3 separate regions of the Homo sapiens genome follow, and regions 1 and 2 are each linked to region 3. Evidence: chromatin contacts called from ENCODE Hi-C or POLR2A ChIA-PET data. All regions are on one chromosome and are shown on one strand. The core of a region is the stretch at or near the end of the contact, and the rest is flanking DNA. Distances in the headings are between cores, read along the strand shown.

Region 1 (4,467 bases), core at 1,167-3,666, 250 kb before region 3:
TTGGCCAGGCTGGTCTTGAACTCCTGACCTCAGGTGATCCACCCACTCGGCCTCCCAAAGTGCTGGGATTCCAGGCGTGAGCCGCTGCGCCTGGCCTGTTGTTTCCGTTTCTACAGCAGAGCAGCAGAGTTGGCGGCAGTCCTGATGTTTCTCTGCCCTTAGGTTGCGCGTGCCGTTCATTTGTTCAGGTACTTACTGAGAGGCTGGCTGGTGCCAGATGCTGTCCCCGGCACCAGGAATTTGGCAAAGTAGAGACTTGGAGCTCCATAAATGCAGGGAAAAAGTGCTACTGATTTTTGCCTCTAGCATCTTACTGTACATTGCACAGAGTAGGAACTCCTAGTGCTTGAATGAATTACTAAATAGGAGTTGAAATAACCTGTACCGTTTTCCGAGGCTCTATTTTGTCTGTTTTTTAAACTGTGTAAAATCATATGAGATACACTAAAATTGTATAAAATCATGTAAAAATATCATATGGGATACACCTGAACTTTAATCTTTAAATATTGAAGTTTATTTTCCCTTAACGCTTAATAAAATAAAAAAGAAAATTGGGTGCTCAGACTACCCAAATAGAAACTACCCTGAAGTATAAAAGATTTAGGGAATCACCTGTTTTCCCTTGACATCATCTGCCTTTTTTGCCATTTCCCCCAGGAACTCAATGAGTTAAAGGACCAGATTCAGGATGTAGAAGGCAAATACATGCAGGGATTGAAAGAGATGAAGGTACCAATTCACAGACGTGTGGTCTCACGATATTAACCCAACTTAACTTAAAAAAAAAAACAACATCCTAAAGAAGAAATTCAAAGTGCATGCTTACTGTAAATAGGCTCCAGGGTGTAGAAGAACTCACAATGGCAGGAGTGCCGGCATGGGTGTACACTCACCATTTTCCCAAATGCATTGTTTGAACCAAGATTGAAAATGTAACTGCCCAGTAGAAAAGGTTACTAACATACTCCCTGATGCATGCCTTAGACTTACCATCCTTCCCCCAGGCTTAAAACCAGTTTCTCATTTCCCATAGGCGTGTGCCAGACACTTGAAGAAGGTTCTTGGTTTTCTTCACTTTTTGTAGTAGTTGTATACAAAAATGCTTCAGTTGATTTGCTTCTCAAAATATCTGATGTCTACTAATAAGGCCGTCCTCACATGCCACACTTTTGAAACATCCCAATTATTTGCACCCTGTAAAATGCTACTAATTGAAGTAAAGACTGACTATGGCATTGGCTTTCTTGGAGCGTGTGCACACTGCTTTTAGAGTGTGCAGTGACTTCATTGCACCAGCCAGGAGATGTGGTTGCCCTGTTCCTTGACAGTAAGGTGGGCAATCAGTGACTGTCTTCCTTAGGCAGCAGCGGATCATGGATCTGGAAGTGGGTGGCGTATCTGTTACTTCCTTTTCAGCCCCCTAGAAAGTACCTGCAAGATCATTTGAATTTAATATCAAAGGGCACCAGACAGAGGAGGTGACATCGATCATGACTAATTCACTATCTTCATATCTGCCACCTTTCCTGAAAGGGGGAAAAATAAGACTCTGGCTTTCAATTCATGCGAAAAGGAGCCACTTGGCCAGGCGTGGTGGCTCACGCCTGTAATTCCACACTTTGGGAGGCCGAGGTGGGTGGATCACCGGAGGTCAGGAGTTTGAGACCAGCCTGGCCAACATGGTGAGACCCCGTCTCTACTAAAAATATAAAAATTAGCCAGGTGTGGTGGTGCGCACCTGTAATCCCAGCTACTTGGGAGGCTGAGTCAGGAGAATCACTTGAACCTGGCAGGTGGAGGCTGCAGTGAGCCGAGATCGTGCCACTGCACTCCAGCCTGGGTGACAGAGCGAGACACTGTTTCAAAAAAGAAAAAATGCTGCTGGGGAGCCACTGAACCAACCGGAGACCCGCTGGTCCCACGTGAAGCAGCTGTCCTGGTGTGGAGGTACAGAGCTAGACCAGCACTGGTCCCTCCAGCCCCCTGGTAGCCTCTGCTGCACCTGAACTGGCAGCTCTTGCCGCTGCCTTTAGCTCTGCATGTATGCGCCCTGAAGGTTCTGCCTCTCTGTTTTGGAATCGCCTTCCCCTCCTCATGTTTGGGGACCTGCAAGGGTGTGAGGCACGTGAGGGCATCGCCATGCGTATTTTACAGGCCTCTTTCTCTGGACTGTCCTTCAAAGGGAATGACCTTTGTCTTTCCAGGACCTACCCAGTGAGATCTGCCTGCCATTTTCCTATGAGTCAAAAATCTGAACTCACTACTGCTCCTTTCCTGGTTCATAAGCCAGAGTAGGGCTGGTTGGCAGTCACTGGCTTGTGGCCCTATGTAATTATCTCAGCCATCACACACTGGCTCTTTCACAAGGGCTGGTCACACGCCTCGAGTGATTCTTCAGAAATCTGTTGAACAGCCTGACACCCAGCCCTAGGACGCCGTGCTGGGGGGATTCCCCAGCTACTGAGTGGGGCCAGAGACTCTACTGCCTCTGTGACCACATCCCTTTCCATACTGGTATCTCGTTTGTTCTAATGAGTGTGTCCATTGCTTTTAATAGTGAATTTTCTGAGCAATGAGAATTTGACCAAATTGAAAAGGGGGATTTCCATGCATTTGAAATTGCCATGTGTTTCTTCTTCTGATCCATTTGCTCTAAGAAATATAGTCTAAGTTTAGGACTGAGGGTTTTTTTTTAACAGAATACTGAATGATTCTTTGTTTTGATTTTTTTATTGCAATTTCAAAAATATGACCTGCTTTCCACAGGACTCTCTAGCAGAAGTTGAAGAGAAATATAAGAAGGCTATGGTTTCCAATGCTCAGCTAGACAATGAAAAGACAAACTTCATGTACCAGGTTGATACCCTAAAAGATATGTTGCTGGAGCTTGAAGAACAGCTGGCTGAATCTAGGCGGCAGTACGAAGAGAAAAACAAAGTAAGCATTAGTATGATACAGAATGTTAACAATAGGCTGCGTGCAGTGGCCCATGCCTGTAATTCTGGTACTTTGGGAGGCCAAGGTGGGAGGATTACTTGAGCCCAAGAGTTCGAGACCAGCCTGGGCAACATGGCGAGACATCATTTCTAAAAAGAATTAAAACAATTAGCCAGGTGGTACATGGCTGTAGTCCCAGCTACTTGGGAAGCTGAGGTGGGAGGATCACTTGAGCCTGGAAGGTTGAGGCTGCAGTGAGCTGTGTTGACACCACTGCACTCCAGCTTGGGCAACAGAGAAGACACTGTCTCAAAAAAAAAAAAAAAAAAAGGGAATGGTAGGGTGTGTGTGTGTGTGTGTGTATGTATGTATGTATGTGTGGATATATCGTGTGTATGTATGTATATATAATGTATAATTTACATTATGTATTTTTATATTTTTAAACAATGGCTCTCCGCTTATCCAGGAAATCCAAACATCTGAGAATAAAAGTACCATACTCTTTGCCAAGTGACTTGAAATATTGATACGTATAATTTCAACATGTAAACTGGAGACAGTTTTTCTAGGAGAACATCTAAGCTAAAAGCAAAACCATGAAAAAACATACCTATGAAAGAGCCACCATGCTCAGATAAGGTGCGATCAGATGCTTCAAGATTTTCCTATTCATATGTATTTTCTGATTTTTATTTTGTTCTCTCTCAACACCATAGGGAAATAGTTATGAGTATCAAAGATTTTAAGAAAATTATATTATTTTCTGCTGATTGGGAAAAGACACAGTTACTCTACTTAAGAATTAAATATATCACCAAGCTCAGAGAGAGAGATAGTCTTATCTGAGCTTTCATTAGGAACCACTGGAACTAGTTTGTTAATAGCTGAGATCAGATATAATTTCTATTGAGAGTCTCAAGCATGAGTCATGTGTTAAGATAAGTAATGACAGCGGACTGATTCCACGAAGGCTGGGCTTGGATGTTCTTTAGATAGAAAGCAAGGAATACTTTTTTCATACTTTTAGGAATTGTCCAATTTTTCAGAGATTCTGAGAAAAACAGAAAATGTAATGTGTGAGTGTCGTTGTTGTTGTTGTTTTTAACTGGCTATTATCCTCTAAATCCAAAGGGTTAAAACCAAGGTACCCTTGACAACCTTCAGGCCTGCTTCTTCGACTGCTATAGAATTGAGTTGGAAGCTGAAGAACATTTTACGCACAAAGTTCCTTATAGCTGAACTCTGCAAGAGGGGAGCTTTTCACAAGACTGATGTCATGTGGGAACGGAGGAGTGGAGAGCACAGCCCAGCCCCCCTTCGGGTGGGGGCCTGTAATGCATATGCATTCCTCCTGGAATGCTGTCATTAGGCATCATTCAGTGGACTGAAAACTCCCGAGTCTCACTCCAGAGAAGCTGGATGGTGCTAGAATGCTGTCCCGAGATGGACACAGGGGCCATGCAAAGCCCCACAGGAGGGCCCTTGTCATAGCCAGGAGGGCACCAGCCACCCCCAAGCTAAAGG
Region 2 (4,303 bases), core at 1,403-3,902, 140 kb after region 3:
GCGGACTTGCCGTGGCACCGCTTTCTGTGCATTGGCTGTTGGGATTTGTTTATTCTTGGGTCAAAACCACCTTGTTTGATGGCATTTTACGCTGTAATGATGACATCTTCGTATCTGAGATGGAAGCCCCCCATTGCTCTGCTGTTTACATGTTTTTGTCTGCTGTACTAGTGACCTAGTGCTGCATAGTCAACTGCCTGAAATCCAATGTCCTTGAACAGCACACACGCATGGTCACACGCATCGTCTCTCAGTTTCTCCTCGGGAGCACGTGTGTGGGGTGGCTGCACCTCAGGATGTCTCAGGAGGGTCCCATGAAGTGCTCAGCCCAACTGCAGTCATCGGAAGCCTGGCCTGGGGCGGGAGGGTCTGCGGGCTGGGACTATAGGTGTGCACCGCCACTACTCCTGGCTAATTGTTGTGTTTTTAGTAGAGATGGGGTTTCACTATGTCGGCCAGGCTGATCTCAAACTCCTGACCTCAGGTGATCCACCCGCCTCAGCCTCCCAAAGTGCTGGGATTACAGGCATGAGCCACCATGCCCGGCAGAAATTCAAAATCTTCAAGTGCTGATCCCATCAGAAACGCCCACAATATAACAAGGTGTGAGGAAAGGGCGCTGACCCACACACGCAGGCAGGCTCATTTTGACAACAGGAAAGAGCTGGAAGCATACTAATGGCAAATGATCTTTTACTAATGACACTTTCTGCTTTTTATTTTTCTGTTTTCCAAAAGGAACTTGTGTTATTTTTATCCTCATAAAAAGAAACAAGTGGTGTATTTTTAAAAACTGCGCCACTCAGTAGCAATCTCTTGATGGAGGATCTGTTTTGCGCCCCCGGTGTTGAGTTTCCCAGACTGACCTGTCATCTGAGGTGCTGGGGCTCCGAGCCCCACGACGGCTGCTGTGAGGCCTCCACACTTGGCAAGCAGTGCTGTTCCCCGAGCAGAGCCAGCTCCCCGTGACAGCAGCCTGTCATCAGAATCCCCTGTCCTCATTTCCTCCAGCCCGAGCCAGGACTGCAAACAAGGGGGACAGTACGGAAACCCAACACTCTAGCGCCCACCCCATAGTGGTCCTGGACACAGCGAGAGTTGGGGTCCTCCATGAGGGTCCCCCACACAACATGAGGCTGATGCCCAAGGCTGGGGAAAAACCCTGGGACAGTGTGGGACACGAGCAGGGGAAAGAGCAGGAGCAGGGGCCAGGCTGGGCTGGGCTACGGCTGGGCTACGGCTGGACTATGGCTGAGCTGGGCTGGGCTATGGCTGGGCTATGGCTGGGCAATAGCTGAGCTGGACTGGGCTATGGCTGGGCTATGGTTGGGCAATAGCTGAGCTGGACTGGGCTATGGCTGGGCTATGGTTGGGCAATAGCTGAGCTGGGCTGGGCTATGGCTGGGCTATGGTTGGGCAATAGCTGAGCTGGGCTGAGCTATGGCTGGGCTATGGCTGGGCCAGGCTGGGCTGTAGAGGAAGCATGGACTCAGGGAATCTCTATGGAAGGTAACCCTAAGGGCACCTTGCAGACTTGGCAGTAATTTGTAGGTGAGCTTCCCCTCCATAGGCTGTGTGCATCTCAGGACCAGGAGTGGGGTTCTGTCTCCCTGGGGGCCGCCTGGACCTCTCTGGTCTGTAAGAGCATTAGGACAATCCCTAGTAGCATCAAGAGGCCACAGCCAGACCCAATACTCCCCAGTTCCTCCAGGTCGCAGCACACCTGGAAATGGTCATACTGCTCAGGCCCACATGGCCGATGGGTAGAGGGCTGAGGGCTGAGGGCTTCTCTCCCATGCACCTGAAGTCCCTCAGCCACAAAGCTCTGCTCTGGTCACTGGTGTGAGAAATGTCCAGTGGCCTCTTGGGTCCCCAACTCAACCCACCTGACCTTGGTCAGGGCCTGTGGTTCTGAGCCCATTTCAGTCCCAGGCGTGAGAGCTTCCCCCTGCGACTACCGTGAACCAAGTGCTGGACGGGAGGCTGATAGTCCACTGCTGTATTTTTAGGTGACCCTGTTTCTTAGCCGTCCTGGGCAGCCCCGAGGCCAAGGCCATGGGGTAGCAGGGCAAGGAGCCCCAAGATCTCCCCTATCCACGCTAGCTGGGCGGGGCAACTGAGTGTGGCACCTCCCCTCTCTGGGCAAAGTTTCCCTACCGCCACCATGGACCCCAAGCTCGGAAAGCCTCTGCTGACCAACCTGTGCTTATTCATGATAATCACGTTTTCCCACGTGACAACAGAACAAGAGGACACATAGGTGCCGCTGACATCAACAGCGAGGGCAGCACCTGTCGGTGTCCTGGCCCTGGGCTGAGGGTCTCTGTGACCCCAGGCCCCCACCACGGGCTCCACTGTACTCAACTTGTAGACGAGGAAACAGGTGGGGAAGCTGCATCCCTGCCCCCACCAGCCAGCCCAACCGCGACAGCTTTCACCTGTCCTTGCCCTGGAGCCCTTCCTGATGTCTGTCCTAGGCCACAAGTCCCTGGAAGGCCTCAGTGGGCTTTCTGAGCTAACAGTCACCAAGGAGCCGGCATCTCACTCCTTCCCCCACCAGCCCAGCCCTCACTGCCTGACCCTCCCCTCGCCCTGCAGACAGAGGCTAAAAATACCCTCCCCACGTGGCCACCAGACCAGCCCTGCCCCGCCCTGCAGGCCTCCGTGTCCCCTGGCTGCCGGCTAGGCAGTCCTGCTCTCTCGGGTCTGTGTTCTCAGCTTCGAGGTCCAGGCTGAGTGAGAGGTAGGATCCAGGGGGCTCTGGGGCAGGGGACAGCAGAGAGGGCAGGGGGAACCCAGCCAGGAGCAGCGGGGAGGGTGGGTTAGGCCCCCGAGGCCAGGGATCACAGCAGGGTGCTTTGGAGACGCCCCCTGGCCCTTGCCAGCGGCCAAGCCAGGCTCCTCAGGGTGGGGGCTCAGGAGACAGGTTTCCCTCCATGTCCCAGCCGGAGAGGTGGGAGGGGGAGGCTGGGCCACCCCTCAGATGGCAGCCAGGGCCACTCAGCCACAGTCGCCAGCCTGGCTGGGCTCAGGCCTTTTGTTGTCCTGCCCACTCGGCTTCCTCACTCCGGGCCTGGGCAGGCACTGGGGTGAGGCTCTGAGACCCTCAGGAAGCCCCGACCCATGCAGGGACTGCAGGGTGACAGGTGTCAGCAGGCACCCCGAGGCCCCCAGGGGAAGTGGGGGCGCTCATGCGTGCCTGCCCATCGCCCGGCAGCAGCTGGCCCAAGGGAGCACAACAATGACGGGAATGTGAGGCCTGCAGGCGGTGGCCCAGGGACAGCCCTGTCACCTACTCAGGCCCCAGCTCATCTCCCGGCTGCCCAGGGAGGGCAGAGCCGCCTTCACCGGGGCCAGCGCCTCCTGGGGAGGGGCCAGGCAGGAACCCCATGCATGCAGTGTTGGGTGGGTACTTCGTGTACCGGCCGGGATGCTGGGGTGTGGGGCCCCGGCCACGTGAGCTGCCCTGTGCGCGAGCCCGGGTTGGTCCGCGAGGCCCTGTGGGCTCCCAGGTGCTTCCCCGCTCTGGGGTCAAGAGGTGGCACCGGGGTCGGGAAGTCGGGGAGCCCTAGCTCCCATCGCCTGCACCTGTACCTGCACCGTGGCTGCCCGGGCCAGATTCTTGGCCTCCTGGTTCTCCAGCTGAGCTTTGTCATTTCCATGCGTGGCGTTCCCACGCATTTTGTACCTGTGGACGCGCGGCCGCCTCTCCTGCCCGGGATGGCCCCGCGAGGCGCCCCCTAGCGGGCGAACGGCCTCTCCGCTGCGCAGCCTTTCGCCCTGGGGTGACCCGGGTCGAAGGCTTGTGCACAGACTTGATCTCTCCTAGGGATGGTTGTCTTAGGGTGCGATACCAGAAGGACATAAACCACATGCACATAATTACATGAGCCTGAAAGCGGCCTTGCTGACTTCAACCATGCGGGCGTGGTGACGCGAAACCCTCCAGAACGCTGCCTTTGGCTGGCCGTTTCTGTTTAGCAGCCTCCACCCGGCCACGTGGAATGCAGGGTTCAGAGCCTGGGCCCCCAAGCCTAGCTCTGAGTTCAAATTCCAGCTCCACCACTTCCTAAATGTGTGATCTTGGGCAAGTGACTGAAACCTTCTGTGCCTCAGTCTCCCCAGCTGTAAAAGAGGCAATGATTGCACCCACCCTCCAGGACTGTTGTGGGGCTGAGTGGTGAATGCACAGCTTCTCTGCATGCTTGGCACGTGGCCTGGCACCTGGGAGCACCGCGGGAGCAGGAGCTGCTGCAGCCCCCAAATGGCCTCCCCAGCAATGTGGGATCTGGGACGGAGGACG
Region 3 (4,414 bases), core at 717-3,216:
CTTCCCAAAGTGCTGGGATTACAGGTGTGAGCCACTGCGCCCAGCCCCCCTTATTTTTTAACTGAAATTTTTTACTGAATCACTTTAATGTTGTGATTATTGTATATATGACAGCATCTTTGATGTTGGTCTTAGAATTGTCCTTGAAAATGGAGCATAATTGTTACAGTTTTTGTACTCACTGTTCTATCAGATTAAAAAGTAACCTGTGGCTGGGCCCGGTGGCTCATGCCTGTAATTCCCGCACTTTGGGAGGCCCAGGTGGGTGGATCACTTGAGGTCAGGAGTTCGAGACCAGCCAGGCCAACATAGTGAAACCTCGTTTCTACTAAACATACAAAAAAATTAGCCCGGTGTGGTGGTGGTGCGTGCCTGTAATCCCAGCTACTCAGGAGGCTGAGGCAGGAGAATTGCTTGAACCCAGGGGGTGGAGGTTGCAGTGAGCTGAGATTGGCCCAGTGCACTCCAGCCTGAGCGACAGAGCTGTCTCAAAAAAAATAAAAAAAATAAATAAAAAGTAACTTGTGTCTTGGTACCTGTAAATACTTAATGCCTGAATATTCATATTTTTAATAAGTGTACTTCAGGGACATTAACATTGAGCTGTGCACAGCATGCTTTTTAGATACTGTGTATATGCCCTTATTTTGTGATGTCTGTGAATTAGAAAGCTGTGGTGATGCCTGCCCTTTGATTATTAAGAGAAGTGTGGCCGAGATATGCCAACCGGAAAAACTTGCTTCATATCATGGTTTTTAAAAAAAATTTTAGAATCCTGCTCCTCTTCATATTGAAAACAAATTACAGTGATATGTCTAAGTTGTGAAGTTTTAACAATATATGAAATAAAATGATTTTGAAATGGACTCATTTGTAGCCAGTAATCCTGGAGCTAGGGCTGAAAACTCACTAATATCTATGATCTGGGGGTTAGAATGGTCAAGAGTGGAAGAATTGCGTCTGCATTTTCAGCTCACACCTCTTTATCTGGCTCCTGTTCACACTTGCTAACATTTTGATAGTTTTGTTTGCTTTTGGAGTGGTTGCTCATGCTTGGGAATAAATACACTCTTTAGAGAAAAACATGGAAATGTAATTTGGTGATGGGGAAAAGAAAGGGACCGAATTTAGAAAAAAAGCGTCCACATCATCTCGCAAAACAAGAAAAAGTAGTAATAAGTGAAATGAAACAAAACAAAAACGTAAAAGATAGCCTGAAATATCCCGTGGAGGCTTCTGTGAAGTTAGTGGGACAGTTTGAAAAACTGGACCTGTTCAGTGAGTGGCCTGGCTGACATGTTGATGAAGGTCACCTCAGCCTGCCCTGCTGTGATGGTGGTGATGGTTTTAGGCTGAAGGGAACATGGCTTTAAGTAACAATGACAATTTTTTAAATTTAAATTAAAAATTTTATAATCAGTTTTACTGAGGTATAAAATTATAAACAATAAAATGTACTAATTTGAAATGTATAGCTTACATTTGGAAAATGTATACACATATGTAACCATAACCCCAATAAAGATGAAAAACATTTCCATCATTCCCAAAGTTTCCTTCTGCCTCTTTGCAGCCAGTTCCTTGCCCCCTACACCACCATCCAAAATTCCTTTCTGATTTTTATTTCCATAAATTAGTTTTTCTTGTTCTTGAATTTTTTATATGTAAATGGAATCTTATATATGTACTCTTTGTCTCTGACTTCTTTCACTTAACATAGTTTTAAATTTACACATGTTGTGTGAATCAGTAGTTTATTCCCTTTTTATGGAATTTTAATGAATATGTCATAATTTATCTTCCTAGTGATAGACATTTGAGTAGTTTCTAGGTTTTGGCTAGTATCAATAAACCAAAAGCTATGAGGTTTGACTGCCGTGAGCTTTTTTTTTTTTTTTTACAAGCTTTTCGTGTTCATAGTTTTCCTTTCTCTTTAATTCTACCTAAGAGTGGAATTTTTGAGTCATAGGAAAGATAACATGTTTAACCTTTTAAGAAACTTTCCACTGTGGTTGTGCCATACCCTGACCAGCACTGTATGAGAAGTTTCCATTGTTCTACACATATATCAACATTTGGGTGTGAAATGGTATATCATTGGGGTTTTTATTTGCATTTCCCAGTGACAGATGATGTAGAGTATCTTTTCATGTATTTACGGGCCATTTATACATCGTCCTTTCTGAAGTGCCCCAGTCTTTTGCCCTAAAAAAACTTTTTATTTTGTGCTGTGGTCTGAATACAAGTCTTTTGTCAGATGCATGAGCTGCAGATATTTTCTCCCATTCTGTGACTTTTCTGCTCATTTTTAAAAATGCTGTCTTTTGTTGAGGAGGAATTTCTTTTATTTATTTATTTATTTTTTTTTTTTGAGACAGAGTCTCGCTCTGTCACCCAGGCTGGAGTGCAGTGGTGCAACTTCACCTCACTGAAATCTCTGCCTCCCAGATTCAGGCGATTCTCAGGCCTCAGCCTCTTTTACTTAACGTAATGTTTTTGAGTTTCATCCATTGTAGTTTTAGTAGAGACGGGGTTTTGCTGTGTTGGCCAGGATGGTCTCAAACTCTTGACCTCAAGTGATCCGCCCACCCTGGCCTCCCAAAGTGCTGAGATTACTGCCATGAGCCACCACATGTGGCTGAAGTTTTAATTTTTATGATGTGCAGTTTATCAGTTTTTTAATGGTTTGTGCCTTTTATGTCCTGTCCAGAAATTTTTGCTTACCTGAAACTTATAAATATATGCTCCTATGTTTTTTTCCTAGAAGCTTTAGGATGGTAGGTTTTATGTTAAGGTCCATCAGCCATCTTGAATTGATTTTTGTATGTGGAGTAAGACAGAGGTTGAGATTTACTTTATCTATCTAGATATCCAGCTGTTTCAATGAAAAGACTTTCCTTTCTTCATTGAATTACCTTGAAAGCTTGACCAAACAGCATTGACTGTATATGTGTAGTTCTGCTTTTTGGACTTGATTCTGTTCCATTGGTCTGTGTTTACCCTTAGGCCCGTACCACACTGTTTTAATTGTCGTAGCTTTATATAGTACTTATTTTGAAATTCATAGATGTTAAGTATTTTGATGTTGTTCTTTTTTTTTTTTTTTTTTTTTTGAGACGGAGTCTCACTGTGTCGCCTAGGCTGGAGTGCAGTGGCGCGATCTCAGCTCACTGCAACCTCCACCTCCCAGGTTCGAGCGATTCTCCTGCCTCAGCCTCCCGAGTACCTGGGATTACAGGTGCACACCACCATACCCAGCTAATTTTTATATTTTTAGTAGAGACAGGTTTCACGATGTTGGCCAGGCTGGTCTCAGTCTCCTGACCTCGTGATCCACCCACCTTGGCCTCCCAAAATGCTGGGATTACAAGCGTGAGCCACTGCGCCCAGCCCAGAATATTCTTACTAGTCTACTAATATCTGTAAGACTTATATTGATGTCGCCTTTTTCATTACTGATACAGTAATTTGTGGCTTCTCATTTTTCTTGATCATGTTAGCTAAAGGTTTATGCAGTTGATTTTTGCAAAGAACTGACTTTTTTCTCAATTGTTTGCCCATTTCATTTATTTCTGCTCTTTGTTATTTCCTTCCTAATACTTTGGTTTTACTTTACTTTTTCTAGCTTCTTGAAGTAGATCCTAGATCATTGGTGTGTATGTATCTATTTTAGTGTTTTTAAAAGTAATGTTGATTGAGATATAAGTTACATTCTTTTACTTAACGTAATGTTTTTGAGTTTCACCCATGTTGTTAATCAGTATTCTGTATTTTGTATTGTTGAATTGTATTCTATTGTATGGACGCATACCAGTTTATTTACCCGTTGACCAGTGGACGAACCTTTGTGTTGTTTCCACTTTGGGGCTATTATACATGAAGCTGTTAAAATTTTTTATGTGCAGGTCTTCATTTGCCAGTATGTTTTTATTTCTTCTGGGTAAATACAAAGCAGTTAAATTACTGGGCCATGTGGTAAGAGTAAGTTTAACTTTATAAAACCACCGCCATTAAGTTTTCCAAAGTTTTGCATTCCTACTAGCAATGAATGAGAATTCCAGTTTCTCTATATTCTTACTGACAACTGGTATTGTCATTCTTTTCAATTTTAGCCATTCTAGTAGGTATATATCTCATTATAACTTTAACTTGCATTTCCCTAATGACTAGTGATGGTGATCTTATCATTTGCTTGTTTGCTACCTGTATATCTTCTTTGTTCAAGTGAGTCTTCAAATATTTTGCCCATTTAAAAATATGATTGATTGTCTTTTATTTTTTATTTTTTGAGATAGAGTTTTGCCTTTTTTTTTTTTTTTTTTGAGGTCAAGTTTCACTCTTGTTGCCCAGGCTGGAGTGCAATGGTGCAATCTCGGCTCACCGCAACCTCCGCTTCCTGGTTCAAGCGATTCTC

Evidence for each region. Hi-C counts contacts between places; a loop is a spot of excess contacts on that map. ChIA-PET counts read pairs that join two places held with the same protein, here RNA polymerase II (POLR2A). Pooled maps may share reads with other maps.
Region 1: a pooled map shows a loop between it and region 3 (5-fold over the local background). The contact joins two enhancer-like sites. A Hi-C loop is called at or near these places in 2 of 50 pooled maps. POLR2A ChIA-PET finds 5 or more read pairs at or near these places in 2 of 52 experiments (HEK293 and activated CD8-positive, alpha-beta memory T cell).
Region 2: a pooled map shows a loop between it and region 3 (2.7-fold over the local background). The contact joins the promoter of KLHL30 here to the enhancer-like site in region 3. A Hi-C loop is called at or near these places in 2 of 50 pooled maps. POLR2A ChIA-PET finds 5 or more read pairs at or near these places in 3 of 52 experiments (WTC11 and activated naive CD4-positive, alpha-beta T cell).

What each region holds. Positions count from the first base shown.
Region 1 is chr2:237,750,540-237,755,006 of GRCh38, forward strand. It overlaps LRRFIP1 (LRR binding FLII interacting protein 1), which reads left to right. Exons shown (of 24, transcript NM_001137550.2): 14 at 661-732; 15 at 2,770-2,940. Among named protein-coding and RNA genes, the nearest start is that of RBM44, 46 kb to the right of the region's middle. RefSeq lists an enhancer at 2,542-2,591. Within about 2 kb of position 2,417, at least 3 of the 41 ENCODE cell types and tissues checked have a DNase peak (open chromatin) inside an H3K27ac peak, as active enhancers do.
Region 2 is chr2:238,136,016-238,140,318 of GRCh38, forward strand. KLHL30 (kelch like family member 30) reads left to right here and starts at 2,653. Exons shown (of 8, transcript NM_198582.4): 1 at 2,653-2,743.
Region 3 is chr2:237,996,730-238,001,143 of GRCh38, forward strand. All of the region lies in intron 4 of UBE2F (ubiquitin conjugating enzyme E2 F (putative)), which reads left to right. All of the region lies in intron 4 of UBE2F-SCLY (UBE2F-SCLY readthrough (NMD candidate)), which reads left to right. Among named protein-coding and RNA genes, the nearest start is that of UBE2F, 32 kb to the left of the region's middle. Within about 2 kb of position 1,967, at least 4 of the 41 ENCODE cell types and tissues checked have a DNase peak (open chromatin) inside an H3K27ac peak, as active enhancers do.